Linked DNA regions of Homo sapiens: region 1 is linked to region 2. A link is an interaction called in ENCODE POLR2A ChIA-PET data of the cell type or tissue named here. Cell type or tissue: A673. All regions are shown on one strand. Each heading gives the region's core, and the rest is flanking DNA. Links, peaks and the distances in the headings are about the cores only.

Region 1 (4,398 bases), core at 196-4,195, 240 kb before region 2:
AATAGGTGGCATAAACATAAATAGTGTATCTACATTATAATATATTCTACTTTTAAAACTTCCCCAAAGACTAAGGGTATGACCTAAGTGTTGGGGCTCAGAAACAGATACCTGAAAATAAATTTGTATGCCATTTCTCCCATCAACGTGCCTTTTGTCAGTCAGTTGACTTTCAGTGACTTTTAGAGGGCAAAGGTAAAATTTTCCCATGGCACATAAAGTTTTGGCACTCTGAGCAGTATACCAAAGCTGCTCTACTCTCTTGGAAGCAAAGTGAAGGGAGTCCAGGACTTGACAAACCGGCAGAAGAGTAAGAAATTTTTACCATCTGGGATCCCAGCTTCTTTCTCTCTCTTTCTCTTTCGCTCTCTCTCTCTCTCTCTCTGTCTCTCTCTGTCTCCCCCTCTCTCAGATTAGGTTGAACAGATGGTAAAAAATCACTATTATTTCCATCTCTAAAATCTTGATTAATGGGAGAAAAGAATTTGTTGACTAGTCTTGTGTGTAGCTAGTATACATTTCTGGTATGAATATTCTTATTGTCTTATCCATTTCCTTCCAGAAATAGTATTTTTCCATTTGCCTTTGTCTTTCTGTGATTTTCTGTTATAAAGAGGGTTACTACAGAGTAGAACACAGGCTAAAACCCCTATATGCCCATTGTTTGAGCCAGCCCTGCAGACTAGTCAGTCTTGTGGTTCTGACCACACCAGCATCTATTTAGGCAAACTTTGCTGTGTATGGGTCCCCAAAATAAAAACCAAACAAGGTTCCTCCCCATCTTGTTTTATGTCTTTGAGAGCCTGACTTGTGACCAAGGGGGAACATTCTCTCTTGGTCTCTATTATCTGGGGGGTGTGATTTTGGGGTCATGTCCAGTGACCAGTCTGAAAAGAAATAGGAACGCTGAGACACATAAGATTTTCAACAGAACACTCTTTGTTCTGAATGTGTTAGGCTTTCAGGGGAGTTTGTCTTAATAAGAAGTCTCATCCATAACACACTTGATCATTCCAAACCTGTTGCCTAGTTAGCGCTGGGGAAGTCCAAACCTATGACTGGCAGCCTTCCACAAATTTGTGGGATATTGGAGGAACTAGATGCACAAACACTACCCTTAATTGTCTGTGGCAACAAGTTCTTTCCTGTCTTAACTTATTCCTTGGAGTGAACTGTTTTAGGGCAAAATTATTGGGACTGCATCTCCTATACTGTCTCCAGGAAACATCTCTTGTGTAGATGGAAAAAAACTTATTCTAAGCCTGTAAAATTACCTCCTAGGCTTTCCATGAAGAGACTCATTGGATTGCATTGCTATTGGAATAAGTTACAACATTGGAACTCCGAATCAGCAGCAACCAAAAGATCGATCCTTTAAATTAGAAAGACCCCTAAATTTGAAAAAAAAAAAGATTTTAAAAGATCTTCATTCTAAACAATTGCCATATTTGTATTTCTAAGATCAAATTAATGAAAAAAGACACATAATAATGTCATGGCTACCCTTAGAAATTCTCTTGACTAAATTACAGAGCAGAAATCTGACCAAGACAAAGTTAAAATTCTTTGTACACTTAAACTGCCTGCCTTGAATTTCCTGCAGAATTTACAAATAAAGGCGCTTCACCTGTAGTCTAGTGGCTAGGAATCACCTGGCCTGAGTTCTATTCCCGATCAGGGTATCAGACCTTGCAAATATAAATTCCTTAAGAAACAATGATTAAAAAATGGTTTAATATTTGTGACTCTTGAGTTTTCAGAATACCTATTTGTTATTGATCCTTTTCCCTGCCATGGACAGCTTTTGATTTTCTGTCCTTTCATCTGCAGGGATATGGGGTTTTCACGCCTTTGTTTGTAGATGGTGAGCTGAGAAGCTGAGACCCTAGAGAATATGACTGAACAGAAATATGAGTTGTACCCCATTTGCAGCTAGTGAAACTTTCCTTTTTTTGAGTTTCCTTTAGGGTGGTTTCTGGATCTTGTCAAAACTGCTTTGTACCTCTGGAGATGCTTCATGTGTCCTTGGTTAAGTCATAACCATAGTTAAGGCTTATTGGTTATAGTGAGTCACTTGGAAAGATACCTTTGGTTTAGACGACATAAAAAGTTCAAAAGCCAAGAATTTTGGCTGTTTGTCCTGGCTGAAATCTGAAAAGAGCTTTTTACGGATGTTTTTGAAAGAATTCTATTGTAAAAGCTTAACTAAAAGCTGATATTCAGGCTATAACTTTGTGTGTGTGTGTGTGTGTGTGTGTGTGTGTGTGTGTGTTTTGTGTTTTTTTTTTTTTTTTAGAACTTTCTGCTTTTTCTCTTTGGATCCTGCTTCTGGGAACCTTTTTAAGCTGACTGAAAATGCTTTTTAATATTTGTGGTCCCTATGTTTGCTTCCTTTCCTGTTGGCATAATTTTTTGTGACAAAAATGTAAAACCTCATTGGCCTTTTAGAAAGCTTAAAATCTCCCCAAATTGGTTCCTGTAAGAATTATCTTCCCACTTACTTCTACCTGACCTTCCTCTTTGCCACCTTTGATACTACATGAAGGAATCTAGAGAGGTTCTGCGGTTGTGAGACCCCTTGAGGAACACAGAGAAAGGTCCTCAGGGAGTCCCAAGGGTAGCAGGAATGTTTTTCTCAGATCTAAAGCTCTGCTGTGTTTTTGGATTGAGTTGCTTGATCTCTTGCCTTTGAGGGGGCACCAGGATTCACTTTGTACTATGAAAGAGCATGACCTGTGGGTATGCCATGGCTGGCAAGTCACTGGCAAGGGCTACAGTTTTGGAGTTGGCTGACAGCAGTTGTAGTGAATGATTAGTATTACTGGCAGCTACTCGTTTCTTTGCACATTTAGGTATGAAAGGCATGGTTTGAACACTTGGAGTTTGTGAGAACACTTGCCATTGAGAAATAGGACTCTCATGACTGATGTGCTGATCACAGAGTGGGCTGATTGCTATTGGGCCACCCACCAGCCTTGGGAGAATGTCTTTGCAATGAGGTGCACTGTGGAAGTGTTGCACAGCACCATCCTGCAGTGTTTCCCTCTTTTTGGGGGACCCTGGATTCAGGTTAAAAATAGGATCTGTGGCCAGGCACGGTGGCTCACCCCTATAATCCCAGCACTTTGGGAGGCTGAGGCAGGTAGATCATGAGGTCAGGAGTTCAAGACCAACCTGGCCAATATGGTGAAACCCTGTCTGTACTAAAAATACAAAAATTATCCGGGCGTGGTGGCAGGCACCAGTAGTCCCAGCTACTCAGGAGGCTGAGGCAGAAGAATTGCTTGAACCTAGGAGGCAGAGATTGCAGTGAGCTGAGATCACGCCACTGCACTCCAGCCTGAGCAGCAGAGCAAGACTCCATCTCAAAAAAAAAAAATAGGATCTGTGATTTTAGGGGGCATCTAGATGCCCTGTCCTCCAGATGCACCTGTTTTTTATGTATATAAGTATTAGGGCTTATATACACAAAAATGTATATACATATACATTAGGACTAGAAACCACAATTTTTTTGGCACTATTTGTTAGTGGGCTTTTCCCTGAGCTGTCATCCAGTTGAAAAACAGAGACTAAAACTTAGAGGCTACCTATCTAAATAAAATTAGTCTCCTTGTAAAATTATGTGGCGAATTCCCATGACTTTATGTCTCATCAATATCCATTTTCAATCTTTTTCTAAGACGCCCAAACACCTTCTTAAAGAAACTTAAATTCTGTCTCTGGCTACCCTATTTTCTCTAAAACTCGGTAAGGGCTTTGGCCATATTGGACAAACTTTAATTTGTTTCAATGGTCTTCTCAGCTGCTTGTCCTTCAGACTCTAGAAGGACTAGCTTATAGACTGTTCTAGACAATGACCTTTGTTTTTCTTCTGTTTCTATAGAGGCTCCTCTTACTAAACTGATTTATGCCTAGTGTTCCATTATTGGAACACTAAGCATGTGGGAGTTATTTATATCCTTCTGGTCAAGGTCATAGCCAAGGTCTGATTTTGCAATTCAAAAAATTGCCATCTCAGGCATAAATGGGTTAAAAATATGTTTGCTTACATAATATATAGAAGCTGAGCTTTGAGACCCCATCTGCTAGGTCATCTTCTAAAATGTGACACAGCTGCTTAGTTAGACTGGCCTATTCCCAGAAATGAGAGGCTGGTTTGATTGGATCCTTTGCGATTCAGCTGCTGTCTCGATTTTTCTCTCCACAGCAACTTACTTAGCTTTTAGTACCTAAAACTTCTGGGAAAGTTTCAGACAGGGGAATGTTGGGTCTCAGAAACCAATACTCCAAAATATGGCACTTTGACGTGCTAAATTTAAGAAGAAGCCTCAAGCTCTCTCTAACCTTTCCCCAATCCTATCTCTCAATTCTCTGCTTTTCCCAAAGCACAGGATG
Region 2 (4,398 bases), core at 254-4,253:
AAGTTAGGTTTTTGTTGTTGCTGTTGTTTTCCATTTCCCCCAGCAAACCATACAAAGTCATGAGACTCTGGTACAGTCAGCACAGATGTCTTCTCTCACTTCATAAACCTGATCATAGTATCTCTACTTAAAAAGAAACCTATCAACAACAATCATTACTCTCTTATGATAGTTTTTGCTTCCAATTGGCTGCAATAACCGCATGCCTTTACTATCATGCCCCAAAAAGCTCACATAGTATTAAATATTCAACAATATCCACCAGCAGCACACCAATATGTATATTATCTCATTATTTTGCCCACATTTGCCTATTCTATTATTACTATTTCCTTATTTCCTTACTATTTAAAATAAATCCAATCAACTATTTCTGGGCTCTTCCCTATTTGGATTGTTGCCTTGAGATGCATAGATGAGCCTCCTTTTCTTATTAGGTGCCACTCAGATTGGCTTTTAACTTATTATTTTTTCTGTTTCTCTGGATCTGTTTTTATTCCCCACTGCTATGCTCCTACCTTTGTTGGCTGACTGATGGCTCCATCGGTGACTCCCTTTTCTCTTTTTCATTCCCTAAGCCAGTCACTTAGCATGTAACCACAGTTTAACCATTTCCCATTCACTGCAGCCCCATTCCAAAGCCTATTGAAAAACTTGCCCACATTGGAAAAAAAAAAAAAAACCGAAAGGAGATTCCAAACAAATCAAGTATATTAAAAGAAAAAAAAGGTGAAAATATATATTGAGTGAGGACCTTATGATGTAATCATCCAAGCATCTCTAAAACATTAGGTATTGGAGTTGGAACATGAAAATTCAGAGATAAATGACTGACGCTCATGTACATTTATAGTGTGTGTGGATATGGTGCTGTACATTGAATATTAAAGGATAGCCGATCTGCACCGAACATGTTGAAAGAGTTTTTCAATAGTAGACAATCCACTGTTTACAACTTTACCCTCTGCCTGGGAAAATCAATGTCCATTCTCAAGCAATCTGCTGCCCTGGTTATAGCAGTTCCGGTTCAAAGGAGGTTTGCATTTAGATGCTTGATCTTTCTGTCCCACTCTAGATTTTTGGAATGGTGCATTTTGTGATCATGATTTTTCTCCTGATTCCATTTCCTTATGTCATTTAAGAACATGAGGCTTTTTAGTATGACTCACTGAATAGCAAATATAGCATCTTAGTGAACTGCAGTTTTTCCTAATCAGAACATAAACTTGCTCTGTAATATCAGACTGAGACAGGAAAGAAAACACAAAGAAAAATGGCCACTGAATCACCCTGAGCTCTGAAGGAAAGGTGTCAAGGTACTTATTAAGAATCACACTATACTTCTTTAATATTCTCAATATTATCAGGTAGTTATAACACTTCAATTTTTATCCCAGATCCTAAGTGAACTGAGATACAAATTGTCTTTAATCCCAAACCACCAAAGCCTATTTTAAGTAGAAACTTCGGGGCAGATACATTCTTCAACTGTCTTTATATATCCTGGTAGAAAGGGGTACACAAGAAGAATAACCATGGATCAGCCAGGTGTAGTGGCTCACGCCTGTAATCCCAACACTGAGAGACCGAGGCAGGTGGATCACTTGAGGTCAGGAGTTCAAGACAAGCCTGGCCAACATGATGAAACCCTGTCTCTCCTAAAAATACAAAAATTAGCTGGGCACAGTAGTGCACATCTGTAATCCCAGTTACATGGGAGGCTGAGGCAAGATAATTGCTTGAACCCAGAAGACGGAGTTTTCTGGAGGTTGCAGTGAGCCGAGATCATGTCACTGCACTCCAGCCTGGGTGAGAGGGTGAGACTTCATCTCAAAAAAAAAAAAAGGAATAACCAGAGACTATGTGTAAAGAGGGCTTCCAGGAAGTCAGTAGTATCAGGAGAAGACCTAAACTGGGCAGCTATTCTAGGATATAATTCCAAGAGCCAGTCTAGTCATCTTTCTTTTTGCTCAGCTTCCTCCTCTCTCTCCATCAGCAGGAAGGATTCTAAACCCTGACCAAGCAATTCCAGTCAGGATAAGCTCTGCCTTTAGCCATGGGAGAGAAGCTCAGCTTCTCTGGGCCCTTGCCCTATGGCATTTGCCTGGTAGCAGGATTTCCAAGAATAACTACTGTCTGTGGTTTTCTCAAACCCTACTCCCTAGAGAAACCAGGGAGTGTAAACTTTTTTGGTCTCAAGGTGGTTTTAAGCATCAGCAAATGTTTGCTTTGAACTTTAGCCAGCATCTTATTTTATCCAAATGAACTCTCGAATCTCAATTTATACAAACTAAAATGCCCACCAGACAGATCAGTAAGTTCCTATTCTGTAGCATGAATAGGAACGGAAGTAATTAAGTGGAGGCATGTGACCTCTAGAAACAATCTTTGGTTGAGTGGCAGGTAGAACAAGTAGGATTTAAAGTACTATTTGGAGTCACAATTGATGTTGATTGCTAGTGAAGGGAGCTCTTCTAACACACTCTTCTTTGACTAACTCACAGAGAAATTTAAGAAGGAAAACAGAGTGTCTCTAAACATTCATTTGTAATGGAAAACAAAAAACAGAAGAAGGACACTAAGCAAAAAATTGCTAGCTTCATTCAGCCCTGCACACATAAATAATCTTTTCGAGGAAATGGCTTTTGCCTCTTGATTCAAAATTAGAATTACAGATGGAACATTTATGAATGTCTTCACAAACTTGGCTTGTAAATAGGTCATATAACTTTCATTTCTTAATTCACCAACCTAAGCCTTCACCTGTCATATTAACGGGCAGCTCACTAGAAAGTCAGCATAGGATAGAAGGAACATGCATAGATGCTGGGGCCAAACTGGCTGCTCTATATCTCTCCTCACTTACCAGTTCTATGAAGTAGGGAAGCTTAAAAAGATTAACTCCCAAGATCACACAATGACAGTTAAGATGGGATTGTCTAAGCAGTCAGAGCATGGGGTTGGGTTGATTCACTTGTGTTCGCCTTTCTTTGCCACACAGTACAGTTACGGACACATAGCCTTATAAACTGGACAGAGAAGACTATTGACAAGTCCTAATAATCTGACAGATAAGGCAAGTCTCTGCAGATACAGGACCCTAAACAGGCCACCATGAAAACTTCAGGAGAATGACTCCTCTCCCTCCAAGGCTGTCTCTTTGACAGAAATGGTGTATTTGTTTTCTGTGGCTGCTGTAACACATTACCATAAATTTGGTGTTTTAAAACAACAGAAATATATTCTCTCACAGTCCTGGAGGCCAGAAATCTGAAATCAGTTTCACTGGGCTGAAGTCAAGGTGTTGGTGGGCTTGTGCTCCTTCCAGAGGTTCTAAGGAAGACTCCGTTCCCCACTTTTCCCAGGCTCTGATGGCTGCCAGAGCTTTGGCTTGTGGCTGCTTCACTCCAATATCTGCCTCTGTTTACATCACCTTCTCCTAGTGTGTGTGTGTGTGTATTCTACATCTGATCCCCCCCTTAGAAGGATACCTGTGATGGCATTTAACACCCATCTGGATGATCCAGGATAATCTCCCCATCTTAAGATTCTTAATCACATCTTCAAGAAGCCCCTGTTTCCCCCATATAAATTAACATTCACAGGTTCCAAGGATGAGACATGAATATCTTTTGGGGGTCTATTTTCCAGCCTGACACTAATGGATTATGCACCTTCACCTTGAAGACCTAAATCAGCACCCTATTCTCTGCCCCCAGTGATCTGCACACTATCAGGGCCCAGCAGGTTTTCCTTTTAAGATTTATATAACAAGATTTTTTTTTAAAATCATACTCCCTTTCTGAAAAAGAACAAAGCTATCATTCAGCTTGTTCAGTGTAGTTTTTTGCCTCCAGAAAGCCTCAGACCCTCAAACTCAGAAGGCATAAGATCATTATTCACTTTTCCAATGATATACCTGCCTGCCTGTCCTACTACTTGCAGACACAATATTTACATCTCAGGAAAGATTACATCCGCCTGCACCATTATCTTTGTAAAATGGGAAGATTTTCCAGTGCTTCGAGAATTGTTAATTCCTCTAAGGATATCCAAGGTGACTCTCCAGCTTCTCTCTCACCAAAGCAAAGCAAGTAAAGGAGCAATGTTGTCTATGCAGTGCTGAAACAATATGCAATGCTGAAACAAATAAATAAATAATTTCCAATCTGTGCTGTGAAGTGGTGTGAAAACAGGGGAGCTGACTAAGGAGACTCCTCATCCTGTTCCTCTAAAATATTTTAAGGTAATTGTCCTCTCACTTTCCACTGCAATTTACAGAAGTTTAGTCCCCTACCTTCCTGGTCAATATTCTCTTTCCCCTAGGCTTGTCTGCTCAATTTATATTATGGTTGGCGAGTGTGATTGTTAAGGATGTGGACTCAGGCCCCAGAGGCT

Evidence for each region. ChIA-PET counts read pairs that join two places held together with the same protein. Peaks named below come from ENCODE experiments on the same cell type or tissue, not always from the same donor. Only the 100,000 strongest peaks of a DNase experiment are listed, where the experiment ranks them.
Region 1: POLR2A ChIA-PET joins it to region 2 with 7 read pairs; 2 of 35 experiments call an interaction of 5 or more read pairs at or near these places.

Annotation. Positions count from the first base shown.
Region 1 is chr12:90,340,835-90,345,232 of GRCh38, reverse strand. No RefSeq gene overlaps it. Among named protein-coding and RNA genes, the nearest start is that of LINC02392, 50 kb to the right of the region's middle. In A673, for the core only: no CTCF peak of the experiment used is centred there; no DNase peak of the experiment used is centred there.
Region 2 is chr12:90,096,279-90,100,676 of GRCh38, reverse strand. The region is part of intron 10 of LOC105369890 (a long non-coding RNA gene); the gene reads right to left. Among named protein-coding and RNA genes, the nearest start is that of LINC02399, 150 kb to the right of the region's middle. In A673, for the core only: no CTCF peak of the experiment used is centred there; a DNase peak (open chromatin) is centred at 2,346; H3K4me3 peaks cover 158 bases; H3K27ac peaks cover 360 bases.